2 separate regions of the Homo sapiens genome follow, and region 2 is linked to region 1. Evidence: chromatin loops called from intact Hi-C (ENCODE). Cell type or tissue: endothelial cell of umbilical vein. All regions are shown on one strand. Links, peaks and the distances in the headings refer to the core of each region. The heading gives the core; the rest is flanking DNA.

What was found. A loop is a pair of places that touch in the nucleus more often than their neighbours do. Peaks named below come from ENCODE experiments on the same cell type or tissue, not always from the same donor. Only the 100,000 strongest peaks of a DNase experiment are listed, where the experiment ranks them.
Region 2: it touches region 1 in a loop (5-fold over the local background); 3 of 110 quality-filtered maps call a loop at or near these places.

Annotation. Positions count from the first base shown.
Region 1 is chr20:17,746,755-17,755,997 of GRCh38, reverse strand. No RefSeq gene overlaps it. Among named protein-coding and RNA genes, the nearest start is that of BANF2, 51 kb to the right of the region's middle. RefSeq lists enhancers at 2,869-3,574, 4,900-5,452. In endothelial cell of umbilical vein, for the core only: no CTCF peak of the experiment used is centred there; DNase peaks (open chromatin) are centred at 5,377, 5,967 and 8,487; H3K27ac peaks cover 1,988 bases; H3K27me3 peaks cover 1,494 bases.
Region 2 is chr20:17,844,864-17,854,106 of GRCh38, reverse strand. LOC107985440 (a long non-coding RNA gene) reads left to right here and starts at 3,717. Exons shown (of 3, transcript XR_001754511.2): 1 at 3,717-3,942. RefSeq lists enhancers at 3,928-4,222, 3,564-4,763. In endothelial cell of umbilical vein, for the core only: no CTCF peak of the experiment used is centred there; a DNase peak (open chromatin) is centred at 4,076; H3K27ac peaks cover 2,519 bases.

The DNA.
Region 1 (9,243 bases), core at 645-8,644:
TACCCTCCCTGCTTAAATTCTCCAGGGTCTCCCCACCATGGTTGGAATAAAATGTAAAGATCTGAGAGTAATACGTGAGGTGTTGAATGATCTGGCCCCATTCCACCTAAGCATAAGAAGGCTCTGATCCAGCCCAGGTTCCTCCATTGACTGACTGTGTGACCTTGAGCAAATAACCTCTCTATGTCTCAGTTTTTCTGTATGTAAAGTGAACAATAATAATTTCAACTCCTGTTAGGAAGATGCAATGAAAAATGCACGTAAGCGCTTAATACCATGCCTGGCATCTAGTGGACTGTTACTCATCTCTCTCATCTTTCTGGACAATCCATGGTCTCTTTCCTCATCCCTCAGAGCTCCGACCCCCTTTTTAATTCTCCACATGTTGCTCATGCCATTTTCTCTTCCCTGCCTATGTTCCCTTCCTGCCCTTTCCCATCTTCTTCCCCTATCTCTCTCCTTCTCAAGACCCCACTCAAAGATCACACCCTTCAGGAAGCTTCCCCTGCCTACTCTCTTGCTGGGTAAGTCTGGGTTGGAGTCACCATGATGCCTCTACACATCTTGATTGAGCTCACCAGGGGCAGCAAATTTATGGTCTACATGGCAGATTATGCTATTGATGTGCTTTCTTTGCCCTGTATAGTATTTTAAATTTATTTTGAATTTATTATGACATTAAAAAGTTGAGAGATACCACGTGAAAATCTGGATGCAACTCTTGAAAAACTGAAGGAGATGGCAACCTGGCCACCACCAGCCAGGAGCTGAGTGTCAGCTGCTACCTTTTAGGGAGCACAGAAGTTCACCACAGTCCCCACCATTCCCTATTGTATGACACCCAGCTGCTTCACACTGCCTTAGTGTGAATTCCTCCCAAACCAGACCCTGAGATGAGAACTTGGGTGCAAGTAGTTTATTTGGGAGGTGAATCCAGGAAGCACAAGGGAGGGGTTGGAGAAGTGAGACAGGGAGGAGAGAAAGCCCATACATAGGGTGCTAATGGACCAGTTATCCCATAGGCAAGTGGGGCTCAATGCTACTGGGCACCTCTGAGAAACATCATAGAACATGCCTCAGAATGGTCCCACTAGGGGTGGGGCGGCTGGGGTATTTATCGCCAGCTGCCATCTCTTGTTGGCTGCAGGCCACCCCTGGGGTGATCCATCCCTGGTCCTCTCAGCTTGCCCAGTGTGCAAACACAGCAAACCCTTAGAGAAGTGGAGAGCTGCAGTGCACCTGAGGGTGTTCACTGCATCACCGGCGAGACCCGAGATGGGTGAGGGGACACAGCACCTGCCTGGTTCCCACAGACACTCATGTTTGCAACCTCTGAACCCAGTAGCATTGCCCTTGTCTGGTTATTTTTCTTCCCCAACCCTAAACTGTGAGCATCTTCAGGATAGGGATTGTGAACTTTCTCTCTTTAACTCTGGTGCTTAGCACTGTGCCTGGCACGTAGGTACTCAATTTAAAAAAAAAAGTGTGTGTGCCTCAGTTTGCTTATATCAACACAAAGGCGGTTCAGCTCTGTGATGGACACAGACACACTCTGCAGGAGTGGAGCAGATCCTCTCAATTTGCTGCCCAAATATGTGAGTAGGGACAGCTCACCTTCCTGGTACTGCTATAGCTGAGGTAGGAAAAGCTAGTGGCTTGTGAGCCATGGTACCGATTCAACCACAAGTTGTTGGAACCAGAGAAAGGGAGGAGACCCATAGGATGAGCCCCTGCCGCTAATGGAAGCATGTTAGAATTCATCCAGCAAATACCTACGGGTTTCCTGCAGAATGCTTGCCGCACTTAAGGGTGCTGGGGATATACCACCTTACATTCTGGAGATGGGGATACAGACATTTTGGAAGCAAATCAAGATCTTTTTAGAGGGTGATAAGCACCATGAAGAGAATAAAGAGGGCGATATGACAGAGTAGCCAGAGGAGGAGACGACTGGAGGTTGAGTGGTCAGGAAGGGCCTTTTTGAAGAGACAACATTTGAACTTTATGCAGATACCAGTGGAAAAGGCATTGCAGGTGGAGAGAACAGAATGTGCAAAGACCCTGAGGCAGGAATTAACTGGTCTACCTCAAGGATCAGAAAGAAGTCTTGAAGATAAGGGGGCAGGCGTACAAGACGAGGTCTGAGAAAGAGACAGGCACAGGTCACATGGGACCCAGTGAAGCCTCAGAGAGCTTGAATTTTACTCCAAGTGCAATGAAAGGGTGTTGCAGTTTTAAAGATGTGACTGCATCATCTAATTTGGTTTTTAAATAATTCTTCTGGCTGCTGGGCAGCGGACCAAAGGCCTAGGGTAGGGAGGGGAGTAGAAGGGAAGGTGTGGAAACAGGGCTGGTGGAGAAAAGTTGTCCTCTTCCAACTAGAAGTAGTGTGTGGCATGAGCTATGGAGGTGGGAAGATGGTCGGTACATTCTGGAGTTGGTGTGGACAGGACTAATGTTGAACAGGACATGGGTGGGACAGGAGGGGAGACTACAACTTTAGGGTTGACAAACATAATCACTTCTGCGCTGAGCTATTGGTAATTTCCCAAAAAGGGGCTGTCACTTGTCACCCCTTCATCCTCCATGGCCTGCCTGGGATATTAGGACAGTGCCTTGAGACCTTCCTGGGGAGGCAGCACCCTCACCATCACACAGACTTTTTGGAACAGGGGCCAAGCTTCTCTCCATGGGCACCCCAGATTCTTGAGGTTGAGGGAGAGATACGTAGTGTGAGAGACTATTTCTGGGGATTCTGAGTGCCTGCATGAACAGAGTACTCCATGGTCCCTCCCCAGTCCCCAGCCCCTGGAGAGGCACTGCATTCTGCAGCCCAAGTGTCTGCAAATCCTGGCAAAGGGAACTTCAACAGACCTCAGAATTGTCCTTTTTTTGTAAGTCTCTGAAAGCCCCTGGATGATTGGAATTTTTGAAGCAAGCTTACATGGTACAGGACTGATGTATTAGTAGTGATATCAGACCTTCTGCTCCCAGGTGAGTGGACCCATTGGGCACTTACTGGCATAGTGCTGCCCCGATTCCAGGTACTGGGGCTATCTTCACAGCCCCATTACAAACCCAACATTGTAAGTAAGTACCCCCATTTTTCTAAGAGATGGCTTAAGTATTTTTTTCTATGTCTTTTCTCATTCCCCTGGTTCCCCACTTCCTACTTAGCCGTTTAGAAATGCAAATATATCCTTTTTCCTCCCCTTCACCAGACTCCCTACAGGGCAAATTCATCTACATGCTCCAAGACAGAACTCTTGAGAGTTAACAGTCAATTTACAAACCAAAGCATGCCCCTTAAGAAACTCTCACCCTCCAGGAGGTTGCCTCAAAAGAGAACAGCCTGCCCATTAGGGCACCAGCAGTGACCAGCTCAACCACCTGGTACCACCACCAGCTCAACCACCTAGACACCAAGCTAACACTCGGACCCCTCACCTTGCCTGCTTCCTCCTCTGCCTTTAAAACAAATTTTTTTTTTTTTTTTTTTTTTGGCAGACAGGTTCTCACTCTGTCACCCAGGCTGGAGTGCCCTGGTGCGATCTCCACTTACTGCAATCTCCACCTCCTAGGCTCAAGCAATCTTGCAACCTCAACCTCGCAAATAGCTGGGACTACAAGTGCACACCACCGCACTCGGCTAATTTTTTGTATTTTTTGTAGAGATGGGGTTTCATGATGTTGCCCAGGCTGGTCTCAAACTCCTGAGCTCAAGCAATCCGCCTGCCTCAGCATTCCAAAGCTCTGGGATTACAGGTGTGAGCCACCATGCCCAGCCCCTCCCCTGCCTTTTAAAAGTGCCCACTTTCTGTTCCAAAAATGAAGTGATACATTCAAAGGCAAGGTGGACACCAGTGCTTCTTCCCGTAAGCTAGCTTTGAAAATAAATCAATTTCTTTATAGCGGACCTCGCTCTTATTCAATGGACTCTGCAGGCAGCAAGCGACTGTCCCACCAGCCTTTTAGTTACAATGCGGATGTCCCTTTCCGTCTTTTACAGCCACACGTTAAGATTTTTAACAATGAAGACCATATTTCTAAATGCAAATTAAAACTGAAAAATGTGGGTATGGTGGCACACACCTATAATCCCGGCTGCTCCGGAGGCTGAGGCGGAAGGATCACTTGAGCCCAGGAGTTTGAAGCTGCAGTGAGCCATGATTGCATCACTGAGCCTGGGGTCACAGAGCAAGACTCTGCCTCTAAAAAAATTAAAATTTAACTTTAAAAATCCTGAAAAATTTAATGCTACTACACCTCCCCCAGAATTGATAAGACTAAAAAGACTGACCCACCCAGTGTCGATAAGGATTTGGGGCAAGCAGACTTCCCGTACATGGCTGGCAGGAGTATAAATTGGTCCAACCATGTTGGGCATCTGTTTGGCAGTGTCCAATGAAATTAACATACATATGCTTTGTTACTCAGCAATCCCACTTTGAAGTACACCCAAGAGAAACGAGAGCATGTGTTTACCAAAAGACACGTACAAGAATATGCTTAGCAGCACTATCTGTCATAGCCAATGAGTAGTCTATTCATACAATGGAATACTATACAGCCACGAGAAAGAATGAATTATTACTGCACACAATATCATGGATGAATCACACCAACATAACATGGAAAGGAGCCAGACACAGAACTGCACATATTTTACACATCCATTTATATAAAGTTCATAAATAGACTAAACGCTCTCTGCTGCTAGATGTCAGCTGTGGGAAAGTGGACCCGTCTGAGACGGGGCCCGAGGGGCCTGCCAGTAATGTCCTGTTCTTTACCTGGGTGGTAGTTAAGTGGCTGTGGTCACTTCTGAAAATTCATCACACTGTTCGCCAATAATTTGTGCATCTTTCTGTGGGTATTACACTTCAACAGAGTTTTGTAAGAGACCATATTCCATAACTCAGTCACTCAAATGGATCTTCAGAAGACTTGTTGAGAATGGATCAAATGGGTCGTCACCATGTTGAGAATAGTATAGAGAACCACTTGGGGCTCTAGTGGCCATTCCAAAGGAGGAATTCCAGAATGTTCTGAGCCAGGAGTGGGTAACCTCAGTAGTGGCTGGGCCCCCAGGGGCCTGGGTGGACAACATCCTTATGGGGAGTGAGAGAGAAGCCCTTTGGTCTAAGGAGGGGCCTGCTTGCCTGTGGGTGACCCCGAGCAGCTCTGATTTTGCTTCCTTTGCTGAGGGCCCAACCCTGAGGCCATTAATTATGGGGCATTGTTTGTCCATTGACTTATGGACACTTTAAAAACATAACTGTATTAGGTTTGGGAATTTTGATCCTGTGCCTGCCCTGGAAGCCTAAGGAGACTGGCCGGAAGTGTTACACAATGGGGAGGTTCCCGAGAGGTCCCCGCGGCTTTGCCGGACTCAGCCAGCCAAGGGATTTCCCTGCTTCCCGTGGGTTCTTCCTCTCCCGCCCCATCGCTTGGGTCACATTGTGGCTGTTCAGGAAACTGCCTGCTTTCAGGAGCACCAGGGGGCTGCCGTCCTTGTTTGGGCATGAGAGTTTGATCCCTGGCAGGTCCTGGTGAGGTCACAGCACCTGAGTCTGTCCCATGGGCAGTCAGGGTCTGGAAGTTGGGTGGGCCACTGGGGGTCCCTGGAGGGCTCCACCCTGTGTGAGCCCTGGGAAGCTTTGCACGCCTCCCAGAAACAAACCTTTGCTCACCCCAGTCACGAGCGAATTTTTCTCTCAGGGTCAACCTCTTCCAGGTTTCACCACAAGGCAGAACAAACAACCCTTGAGGCAGTTGTCTTTCTAGTTTGCTCCAGAGCTGAGTCAAGAAGGAACAGCTGACGGGGACTTAGTAGAACACCAGAGCTCCCACTGATGGCCGGGGAAGAGGGTCGGATGGCTGGGCAGTAGAGGCCCCCAGCTCTCAGTGCTGGCCATTGGCTTGATTCAACACTTACTTATTGCATGCCTACTCATACTAGGCACAGGGCCAGGCCCTAGTGATTAATTTGAATGGGTTGACATAATAAAATAAGTACATTTTAAAATTATATTAGAAGATGATAAGGGCTACTGTGAAGAAAAAACATTTTATAAAGCTGGTAGAGGAGATAGGGGCGGTGTTTTTAATGAGAGGGCCTCCTGCGAAAGTGTAAGCAGAGTCTTAAAGGGTGAGTGAGCTGGGTGGAGGCTGGGGAAGGCTGCTCCAGGCACAGGAGGAGCCGTGCAGAGGCTGGGAGGCCTCTCTGCCAACAAGCGGCTCTGGTGTGTTTAAGGACCAACAAGGGGCCGGTATGGCCAGGGTGGAGAGGAGATGAGAGAAGGAATAGGTCCAGATTGTGCAGGGTCTTCCAGACCATCTTAAGAAATTTGGTTTTACTCTGAGATGGGGTAGGATGTCATCAGACTAACATGAAGCCAGTCCCCAGGTTGGTGACTAGAAAAACCAGCTGCAGTAAGAATCAAAAGTCTTAAAAATGTTTCTGCCTTCTTATTCAGTTAAATGCATTCTTAGGCATCTTCCTTAAAAGAAGAATGGAAAATATTGCAAAGATTTCTGTTTTAGAATTCACTCATTCATTTTTTAAAAAATACGTATATAGCTGCTCATAAAAGCTTTGATTGTAATGGTGAAAAAACTGAAAGCCAAAAAGTCAAAAAGAGAAGGCACAAATCAACACATTATTGGACACAAATTTGATGGATTGTTATACACATAGCCGTTAAAAACCATTTTTCAGGCTGGGTGAGGTGGCTCACGCCTGTAATCCCAGTACTTTGGGAGGCCAAGGTGGGCAGAACATCTGAGGTCAGGAGTTCGAGACCAGCCTGGCCAACATGGTGAAACCCCGTCTATACTAAAAATACAAAAATAAGCCTGGTGTGGTGGTGTGCGCCTGAAGTCCCAGCTACTCGGGAAGCTGGGGCAGGAGAATCACTTGAACCTGGGAGGCAGAAGTTGCAGTGAGCCGAGATAGGGCCACTGCACTCCAGCCTGGGCGACAGAGCGAGACTCCATCTTAAAAAAAAAAAAAAAAAAAAAAAAAACAGCCATTTTTCCAAAAAGATTTAATGATGAGGGAAAATGTTTAAAGCATACAAATGAAAGAAACAGGATAACTTATGTTTGATAAGATCATTTTTAAAATTTTAAAATTTTATTTATTTATTAAATTATTTTTTTGAGACGTCTCTCTGTCCCCCAGGCTGGAGTGCAGTGGCGTGATCTTGGCTCACTGCATCATCTGCCTCCTGGGTTCAAGCGATTCTTCTGCCTCAGCCTCCTAAGTAGCTCGAATTACAGGCATGCGCCACCATGCCCAGCTAAATTTTTTTGCATTTTTTAGTAGAGACAGGATTTCACCATGTTAGCCAGGCTGGTCTCGAACTCCTAGCTTCAGGTGATCTGCCCGCCTTGGCCTCCCAAGTGTTGAGATTACAGGCATGAGCCACTGCGCCCAGCCTCTCAATTTGCTTTTGAAAATATACAGCATACATGTGACATTGATTTGCCTTGAAAACATGATGCTAAGTGAAAGAAGCCAGTCACAAAAGACTACACAGCATGTGATTCTATTTACATGAAAGGTCCAGAACAGGCAAATCCATAGAAACACAAAGTCCATTTGTGATCGCCAGGGGCTGGGTTGGGCTGGGGGAGGGGAGCAACTGCTAGGGGGATACCTTTTTGGGGTGATGAAAATATTCTAAAATCAAATAGTGGCGAGAGTTGTATCAACTCTGTGAATATACTGAAAACCACCAAGTTGTACACTTTAAAAGAACAAATTTTATGGTATACAAATTTTATTGAAATAAAGCTATTATTTAAAAATGTACCTATAGGCAATTGAAAAAAGACTGGAAAGAAATCCGATAAAATATTAGATGATAGGGTTTATTTCCTAACTTATTCATTTTCTTCTATACATTCCCCTATATTTTCCAAAGTTTTCACAATGTAAATCCACGATTTATTCATCGTACCCACGCACATTGGTTAAGAAACTCAGTCATTGTAAATCTGTAAAAAGACAAAAAAGGGGCAAACATTGCCTATAACAGAGCCTTCTCGGGGACTTCCTGTGACTCTCACCCCCACTCCCAAGATAGGTTCACATGGTAGTGATTTGTGATGTTCACCCCAATTTTCCATTCTCTCCTCTCCCAGCAGACAGCACTACCTGGTCCCCTTGGGGCTGGGTGGGGCCATGTGACTGGTGCTGACCAGCCGTTTGTTAGTGAAAGTGACATGTCACTTCTGAGCCAGAGCATTTAATGGCTAGTGTGAGACACTTCTTTCTGCTGAAGTATCCTGCATACATTCAAGATGAGGTTGCTGTGTCAGCTCAGGTTGTGGAGACAGGACAACACAGAGCTGTCCCAGCAGACCTGAGATGGGCACGGAATGGGCATGAGATAGACAGCTTTGCTGTCCTAAGCCACTGAGCTCCTGGGGGTGGTTGTTGCTATCACAGCACAGCGTAGCCTGCACTGACTCATGCACACAGACGGTGAGGTCTGAGGAGCTGCCACCAATGTTAGTCATCTGCAGCTGCTGTCCAAAGTAAAATATATCAATAACTGCATGTTCCATTGCTGCACAGCACCTCACTTCCTTTGCTTTTTTTTGTTGTTGTTTTGTTTTGTTTTGAGATGGAGTCTTGCTCTGTCACCCAGGCTGGAGTGTGGTGGTGTGATCTTGGCTCACTGCAACCTCTTCCTCCTGGGTTCAAGCAATTCTCCTGCCTCAGCCTCCTGAATAGCTGGGATCACGGGCACGCCCCACCATGCCTGGCTAATTTTTGTCTTTTTGGTAGAGATGGGGTTTCACCATGTTGGCCAGGCTGGTCTCGAACTCCTGACCTTGTGATCTACCCACCTCAGCCTCTCAAAATGCTGGGATTACAGGTGTGAGCCACCGGACTCGGCCACCTCACCTCCTTTTCTATTTAAAATGCCTTCATGTCTACTTTTGAGCTTTCTTCAAAACAAAGCTAGGAGGTAAGAAAATCAGTTACTTTTCTCATTTAACAGTCCAAGAAACAGCAACTCAGACAAACTAAGTGTTTTGTCATTGGCCCCCCACCCACTTAATGGCATTATCCGGCCCTCTAACTCTCTGCCCAGTGCCCTGGCTACAGTGGCTTCTCAATCTGGTCCAAGAAGAATCAATCACCAGGCCAAGCACTAAAGCAGCATAGTTTGTGCAGTTAAAGATTATCCTTAAAATAAAACAGAGACTTTACTATCAAGGGGGCAC
Region 2 (9,243 bases), core at 772-8,771, 98 kb before region 1:
TTTGGAGATTTGTGATAATTTAAAAAAGCTTGCAGCATGGTCTAGAAATATCAAGAAAATTCAGGAAAAGTTAGGTATGTCATGAATGCATAAAATATATGTAGATAGGAGTCTATTTTATCATTTACTACCATAAAATATACACAAATCTATTCTAAAAAGTTAAAATTTATCAAAACTTACACATACGGACACAGACCATACATGGTGCCTTTCAATCAAGATAAATGGAAACAAACGAAGATACAGTATTAAATCATAACTGCATCGAATTCACTGTACTGATACCATACTACTGTCATAATTTCATAGCCACCTCTTGTTGCTATTGTGGCAAGCTCCTGTTGCAAGTATCCACTTAAACACCATATGATGCTGATCATCTCCCTGTGAGCAGTTTGTCTCTAATGATACACTGCATATTGCAGTGAAAAGTGATCTCTTCTGGTTCTCGTGTATTTTTCTTTGTGTGCAGTGCATACCATAAACCCTGAATAGCACCATGAGACCCACATGAAGTGCCACTAGTGGTGCTGGGGGTGCTCCCAAGAAGCAGAGGAAAGCCATGACATTACAAGAAAGTTGAATTGCTTGATGTTTACCATAGATTGATGTCTGCAGCTGAGGTTGCCGGCTATTTCAAAAACAAATGAACCAGCCTAACAACCATTGCAAAAAACAAAAGGAAATTCGTGAAGCCATTTCTGGGCCAGCAGGCACAAAAACTTTGCACTTTTTTTGCAAAATTCCTTTCATATTGAAAATGCAGCTTTCATGTGGGTGCAGGATTGCATACCTAGAGACTCTAATATGATTCACGAAAAAGCAAAGTCGTTTTATGACAACTTAAAGCAAAAGGGTGTTGGAGGATCTAAAGCTGGAGCATTTAATGATAGCAAAGGATGGTTTGATAATTTTAGAAAGAGGTTTGGCTTAAAAAATGTCAGGATAACAGGAGAAGCAGCTCCTGCTGACCAAGAGGCAGCAGACGAGTTCCCAGATGCCATTAAGAAATGATTTAAGGGCCGGGCGCAGTGGCTCACACCTGTAATCCCAGCACATTGGGAGGCCGAGGCAGGCGGATCACAAGGTCAGGAGATCGAGACCACGGTGAAACCCCATCTCTACTAAAAATACAAAAAATTACCCGGGCGCGGTGGCGGGTGCCTGTAGTCCCACCTACTTGGGAGGCTGAGGCAGGAGAATGGCTGAACCCAGAAGGCGGAGCTTGCAGTGAGCCGAGATCGCACCATTGCACTCTAGCCTGGGTGACAGAGCGAGATCCCATCTCAAAAAAAAAAAAAAAGAAAAAAGAAAAAAAGAAATGATTTAAGAAAATCATTGAGGAGAGAGGATGTCTACCTGAACAGGTTTTTAAATACAGATGAAGGTACTCTATTCTGGAAAAAAAAATGGACAAAGAACATCTATTAGTAAGGAAGAGAAGTGAGCACCAGGATTTAAGGCAAGAAGGGTTGGGCTAACTCTATTGTGTTGTACAAATGCAGTAGGTTTGTGATTGGGACTGCTCTTATCTATAAAGCTGCTAAACCCTGATCCTTGAAGGGGAAAGATAAGCACCAGTTGCCAGTCTTTTGGTTGTGCAAGAAGGCCTGGATAAGGAGAGCTCTTTTTCTATACTGGTTCCTTCGATGCTTTGTTCCTGAAGTCAGAAAGTACCTTGTGAGGTAGGGACTGCCTGTTAAAGTTCTCTTGACCCTGGACCATGCCCCTCGCCACCCAGAACCCCATGAGTTCAACAGCGAAGGTGTCAAAGTGGTCTCCTTTCCCCCAAACACAATGTCTCCAATTCAGCCTCTAGATCAGGTCATAAGAACCTTTAAAGTTCAATACACACAGTATTCCATGGAAAGGATTGTCAGTGCTATGAGAGAGAACCCCAATAGAGAAAATATCATGAAAGTCTGGTGGGATTACACCATCGAAGATGCCGTTGTTGTTATAGAAAAAGCTGTGAAAGCCATCAAGTCTGAGACATTAAATTCCTGCTAGAGAAAACTGTGTCTAGGTGTGCATGACTTCACAGGATTTATGACACAGCCAATCAAGAAAAGAGATTGTGAGTATGGCAACAAGGTTGGGGAGTGAAGGGTTTCAAGATATGGATTTTGGAGAAATTCAAGAGCTAACAGACACCACACAAAGGAATTAACAGAAGACAACTTGATAGAGATAAATGCTTCTGAACCAGAGCCGGACAATGAGAAACAAGACATGGTAGTGGATTATCAGAACTTATTAACGTTAGTGTCACTGAAGTTGGTATACAACCCCCACTGCTAAATTTGACTGGCTCAGGAAAAAAAAAGAACATAGAAGACGCACTGTGAGAAAAGAGACTGACATTAGACAATCTGGCAGAAGGGTTCCAATGACTTAAGATTGTTGACCAGGTGCAGTGGCTCACACCTGTAATCCTAGCACTTTGGGAGGCTGAGGCGGGTGGATCACCTGAGGTCAGGAGTTCGAGACCAGCCTGACCAGTATGGTGAAACCCCATCTCTACTAAAAGTACAAAAATTAGCCAGGTGTGGTGACGTGTGCCTGTAGTCCTAGCTACTTGTGAGGCTGAGACAGGAGAATTGCTTGAACCTGGGAGGCAGAGGTTGCAGTGAGCCAACGTCGTGCCATTGCACTCCAGCCTGGGTGACAGCAGGACTCCAACTCAAAAAAAAAAAAAAAAGTCAGTTTTGACTTTTTTTACCACATGGACCCTTCTATGGTTTGGGCACTGAAACTAAAGCAAATGGTGGAAGAAGAATTGGTACTGTACAGAAACATTTTCAGAGAAATGAGAAAGGAAAAAAGTCAAACAAAAATGATGATATATTTCCATAAAGTTACACCGAGTGTGCCTGCCTCTCCCGCTGGCCCTTCCACCTTCTCATCCTCTTCTGCCTCTGCCACGCTGAGACAGCAGGACCAATCCCTCCCCTTCCTCCTCCTCCTCAGCCCACTCAGCATGGAGACAATGAGGACGAAGACCTTTATGATGATCCACTTCCACTTAATGAGCAATAAATTTATTTTCTCCTTCATATGATTTTCTTAATAACATTTTCTTTTCTCTAGCTTATTTTATTGTAAGAATACAGTAATAATATTTATAACATATAAAATATGCATTAATCAACTGTTTGTGTTATCAATAAGGCTTCCGGTCAACAGTAGGCTATTACTAAACTTTTTGGGGAGTCAAAAGTTATATGTGGATTTTCAATTACGTGAGGAGTTGATGACCCTAACTTCCTCATTGTTCAAAGGTCAAGCTGTAGTTTCTAGTATTAATTCACTATTGAACTACTTGGCTGGGGCTCTATTTTTCTGGTGGGGCCCTGAGTGCTGCAGCTACCATGGTCAGATATCTACGTATATCTGAATGTTCTCACCACGTAACCTCCAAATGGCCACAAGTTTGCAAAAAAAATTTCATAGGAATTTTTCCAGGGCAGCTTGCATGCTGACTCTGTGCTGGAGGGCAGATGGCCACACTTCCTGTAGTAAGCTGTTTGTAAGCAAAAATAGCCATAGTTATTCCCTCCCCTATCATATCCCTTCACGATGTGCCTTTGCTGCTCCTCCCATCAACAGATGGAGTCTATTTCTCCACCCCTTGAATCCACGCTGGTCTTGCGACTTGGCCAATAGAACGTGGTGCAACCAAGTCCAGGCCTCAAGAGGCCCAGCACACTTCCATTGCTCCCTTGGAAACCCGTCCAACCTGTGCTGTGAACATGCCTGGGCCAGCCTCCCAGAGGAGGCGAGAATGCAAAGCAGAAGGAGCCGTTCCCGCTGAGACCATCGGGACCAGCTAGTGCCCAGATGAGCCAGCAGCTCCCTCCAGATGCAGGGGTGAGGCCCATTTGAGGCCAGCTGAGCCCAGTCCAGATCCAAAGAACCATTCAGACCATCCACAGACTTGTGAGTAAAAGTAAACCGTTGTTATCTTTAACTACTACATTCTTGGGATGATTTGTTATACAGCAGTAGCGGATACGCCCCACGTGTGGGTGACGGCAGGAAGTAGAGAATTCCACATTTGCTTCTGACTCATAACACGTTCTGTGTCCAGGAGTCTCCAGTGCCAACAGGGATCTCCAGGGCAGCAGCAGGAAGTCCAGTCTAGCTGGCTCTGACCTCAGTGGCCAGCTGAGGAAAATGTGAGTGTATGGTTGAGTAATTGCATCTAGTCAAGTTTAAGGTGTGGGTGCTGGATATAGTCCTCAGCTCCTGGAGTGATCCTGGGTGCTAAGGGGGTCTGCTCTGTGGTAGGGACTCTCTGGGGTGGGGCAACCCTCTCCCCTCTGCTGCATTTAGTAGAAAAGTGAAGCACAGAAAGGCTGCCAGCTGCCTGCCCTCAATCGTCTTTCCTGATCTTACCAGTTACAGAGTCTGTATTATTAAGCATAGCACAGTCACCTTTCCTGGCCTCCTTTATGACAAGGGTGGCCAGTCTAAGCAGAAATCACTGGGTGGGGACTTTAGCCTGGGTAGGAGGCCTCCCTTTTCCCTCTCCTTCCCTTCCCACCTCCCAGTCCCCTTCATGCTGAGGTGCCCTGGGCACACACATCTGGCCAACCACACTCCATCATTCTCTTGCAGACAGCGTCCCCTTGGCCACCCTCAGGACGAGGGGTACCTTCTAGAAGGGGATGTGTGTGATCATCTAGCTGGGCATGTCCCCTTGGCCTCACCAACTCCTTACTCTGGGGAGGACTATGGCCCAGAAGAGCCAGCATGGAGTTCGGCAGGGCCTGAGGCCCGGGGCAGGGGCCTCACCCAGCAGGTCAAAGCCCAGCACGATTGCAGGGCTTCCTGGTGTCACTGCAGACCTGGCTCTCTGGGGACACCAGAGTTACCCTGCTTCCCAGTGGACTCATTCCTGATTCCTTGGACCATTGGAAGCTCATTCCCCTTTTCCAAGGAATGACAATTCATGTCTTTCCAAGTTAACTTCCTATTCCCACCCATTCTGCGATGTAGCTGACAATGGCTTTCTCTAAAGAAGCAAAAACCCTAAGTTGGATCTCTGCTAGGCACCCCCTTTGGAAGGTGACAGAGGGACATTTCAGCCCATCCTGAGCATGTCCCCCTCCTTGGTCCTCAAAAGTCACAGGCCCATGCCTTGCCTACCTGATTCATGTGACCCTGTCCCCGCACCTGCAGGCATAGCACCTGCCATCCCTTCCTGTTTGAGACCATCCCGGAGGCCCTCAGCTCCCAGCTGCCCCTCCCATCCTGGGTCTCTGCTGCTCAGTATGTTATCCAGGAAGCATGGGGCAGATGTTTTTGCCAAACCACTGGGCTGTGGCTAACCTGTAGGGGTGGTGAGGGTGACTGCACAGGTGTGTGCAGTTCCCCTCCACCTCCCAGCCATCTGGGCTCTCTGGGGGGAGCAAGTTACATATATATTTATATCAGCAGGGACTGTGGAACCCCCAGCAATAAACACTGATGGCTAAGGACTTTGGGTGCATGTTATCCACTGAATTAAACTCCTCTCCAGCTGCCTTGAAGGTTGAGAGGCTCAGTCTATAGTATTAGCTACAAGCTCTTGATGAGAGCTCAAAGGTCTGTTCCATTACTGATGAGAAAACCAAGGCTCAGAGAGGAGCAGGGACTGGATCCAAGCATTCTGACTCCAGGGGCCTTTCTGAGGGCCCAGGTGGGTCTGGCTTCATAGGCTTCCTCCAGGGAAGTGTGAACTCTGCAAACTGCAGCCTCTCCTGAGGGTATGGAGCTGCTTCTGAGGTTTTGAAGGGAGCTTCTGGAAGCCTTCCTGAGAGCTGAGCTCCTGGGTGCCGACGGGTTGCCCAGTGCTCAAGGGGATGGGCTGGGCCTCCCAGCCTGTGGTTACAGAGGGAAATGCTCTTTGGAGCCCACCCTGAGACGACACCTGCAGTGCATGTTCTGGGGCCCAGACAGAAGGCACCCCTGCTCCTGGAAGGCGTTATTGGGAGCTGCTCAGAGGAGGAGGCCAGAGACACCCTTGTGAGATGGTTGTGCTAGGAAAGTTTTGGAAATCCGATTTTCAAAGTGAAGCAGTGAGCCTGTGTGTACGATGTGCATAATAGTTGTGCGTGTACATACATGTATGTGATGTGTACATGTGTAGGTGCACGTGTGGATATGTGAGTGTGTATGTGCATGAGAGGTGTGTTTATATGTGTGTGAATGTGTGAGCAAATATGTGAGTGTGTATGTGCATGAGAGGTGTGTTTATATGTGTGTGAATGTGTGAGCAAATATGTGAGTGTATGTATGCACATGCATCATGGGCAGGCGTGCTTGTGAGGGTGTGTGTGTGTCTTTGTGTGTGTATATTTATGTGTGCCATATGTGTAAGTGCATGTGTCTATTTGTGCACCTGAGGTTTGCGTGCATATGTGTGAGGGTATGTTAAGAATAGCCCAGACCATGGCATGTGAATGGTGCCTGGTTTTGTCCACTTCCAGGGAAGGAGGGAGCAGGACGGTGACACGCCATCTGTATTGGCCAGTCCTCTTTCCTGCCACCATTCTTTTGCCCCAACTTTCTTTCTGTTAAGCCTTCATCTGGGGCCTGCTACCGTGTAATATTGCCTAAAGATGATCTGTCCTTCCCAGTAACAAAGCAGTGCATGCTCCTCACAAAAAACTGGAAAATAGGCCAGGTGCAGTGGCTCACACCTGTAATCCCAGCACTTTGGGAGGCCAAGGCAGGAGGATTGCTTGAGTCCAGGAGTTCGAGACCAGCCTGGGCAATGTGGCGAAACAAAAAATACAAAATTAGCTAGTGGGATGGCATGCACCTGTAGTCCCAGCTACCCAGGAGGCTGAAGTGGGAGGATGGTTTGAGCCCCGGAAGCGGAGGTTACAGTGAGCCAAGATCGCATCACTGCACTCCAGCCTGGGCGACAGAGCCAGACCCTGTCTCAAAACAAGCAAACAAAAAACCCCCCAAAACCGACAACAACAAAACCTTCTGGAAAATAGAGAAGAGCACAAAGAAGGAAATAAAAATTGCCTTTAGTCCCCAAAACCAGAGTGCTGGCTGTGGCTTAATAGAATGTTCTTCTGCAGCTGGGACTTAGGGAGCCGAGGAGGAGAGGGAAACACGAGCACCATCATCATCCGAGGGCCCTTGACCCTTGGCCCCACACGGGCTAAGCCTTTGGAACTTCAAGGTCTCTTACATTGTTATGTTGTTGCTGTTGTTGCTGTTGTTTTGTTGTTGGATTCTTCATGATTCACAAAGTCCTGGAGGTGACCAGTTTGGCCTGAGCTGTGAAAACCGATATAGTGACCTGGGTTTAAATTAGGTCTCCACCAACCTAAAAGTTGTCTCATCTTGGTTGGCTCAGTCATTTAACCTCTTCAAAGTGAAGCAGTGAGCCTGTGTGTATGATGTGCATAATGGTTGTATGTGTGCATATGTGTATGTGATGTGTACATGTGTAGGTGCAGGTGTGGATATGTGAGTGTTTCCTCAGTTTCCTCATCTCTACAATGGGGTAAAAACAATGACCTTGAAGGGCAGTTGTTGGGGTAGACATTGTGTCTGGCCTCCTCCTGTTTTCTCTCAGACCCTTTTCTCTCCTTTCTGCTTTCTGTTCTACAGTGTGGAGAGGGTCCCTTCCAGGGCCCCTGCCCTCTGGCTTCAGATAGGCTTGGACAAGTGAGTAGAAGCCTGGAGGGCAGAGGCGGGGAGAGCTCAGGGTGTGTCTCCCTGCTCTGCTTCTGGGGGTGTGTCAGGCAGTGGCTGCCTCTCTGCTGCGGCTCCAGCTCCTGCCAGAGGCCCCAGAACCATCAACTCTGATGACCCCACCTTGTCCCTTTGTCCTTTCCTGTCCCAGCCCTAGTGATGGTAGCAGTGGCTTCCTGTTGTTACTAACCTCTGGGTGACCTCGACATCCTCATATGGCTGTTCATCAATTCAAAGCTGCAAAACAAGTTCCCTCTATTAAACTCCCTGGGTTGGAAGATCTAGCATGGTTTTGGTTTTGTGCTGGGACCCTGATCCGTACAGAAATGACAAGCAGGGCAGTGTCTGGTGCCAAGAGGAGGGTCAATGTGTAGCACTCAGGTCTAGAGCTGTGGCCCCTCGTGGGCTTATGACAACATCACCAGCTAACCCCTTCTCTCAAGCGAAGAGCTCAACCCTGCCTTCTCGCCTTTCTTGATCAAAGCCCTGACTTAGCTCTTCGGCATTTTTTTTTTTTTTTTTTTTTTTGAGATGGAGTCTTGCTTTGTCATCAGGCTGGAGTGCAGTGGTGCGATTTTGGCTCACTACAATCTCCATCTCCTGGATTCAAGCAATTCTTCTGCCTCAGCCTCCTGAGTAGCTGGGACTACAGGCCTGCGCCACCACACCCAGCTAATTTTTGTATTTGTTTGTTTGTTTTTTGTTTTTTGTTTGAGACGGAGTCTCACTCTGTCACCCAGGCTGGAGTGCAATGGCATGATCTTGGCTCACTGCAAGCTCCGCCTCCCAGGTTCACACCATTCTCCTGCCTCAGCCTCCCGAGTAGTTGGGACTATGGGCACCCACCACCATGCCCGGCTAATTTTTTGTATTTTTAGTACAGACTGGGTTTCACCATGTGGGCCAGGATTGTCGTGATCTCCTGACCTTGTGATCCACCCGGCTTGGCCTCCCAAAGTGCTGGGATTACATGCGTGAGCCACTGCACCCAGCCTCTTTTGGCATTTTTAGTAACATGACCCAGTGTAAGGGAATGGGCTCTGGCAGCCCTGGGTTTGAACCTAGATTCACTATTAGTAGCTGGGTGACCTTCAGCAGGCCGCGTCAACTCAGCTGCATTATCTAAGCTCAGGGGATAAGAATACCTAATTCACAGAGATGGTATTTGTAAAGTACTCAATAGAGAGTAAACAGTCAGGTGTGAGGGCTCATGCCTGTAATCCTAACACTTTGGGAGAATGAAGCAGGAAGATTGCTTGAGCCCAGGAGTTAGAGACCAGCCTGGGCAACATAGCAAGATCCCATCTCTAAAGAAAGAAAGAAAGAAAGAGAGAAAGAGAGAGAGAGAGAAGGAAGAAAGGAAGGAAGGAAGGAAAGAAAAGAAAGAAAAGAAAGAAAGAAAGGAAAGAAAGAAAGAAAGAGAAAGAAAGAAAGAAAAAGAAAGAAAGAAAGAAAAGAAAGAAAAGAAAGAAAAGAAAAAATTAGCCAGGTGTGGTGGTGCATGCTTGACCTGCTCAAGGTCACCCAGCTAGTAATAGT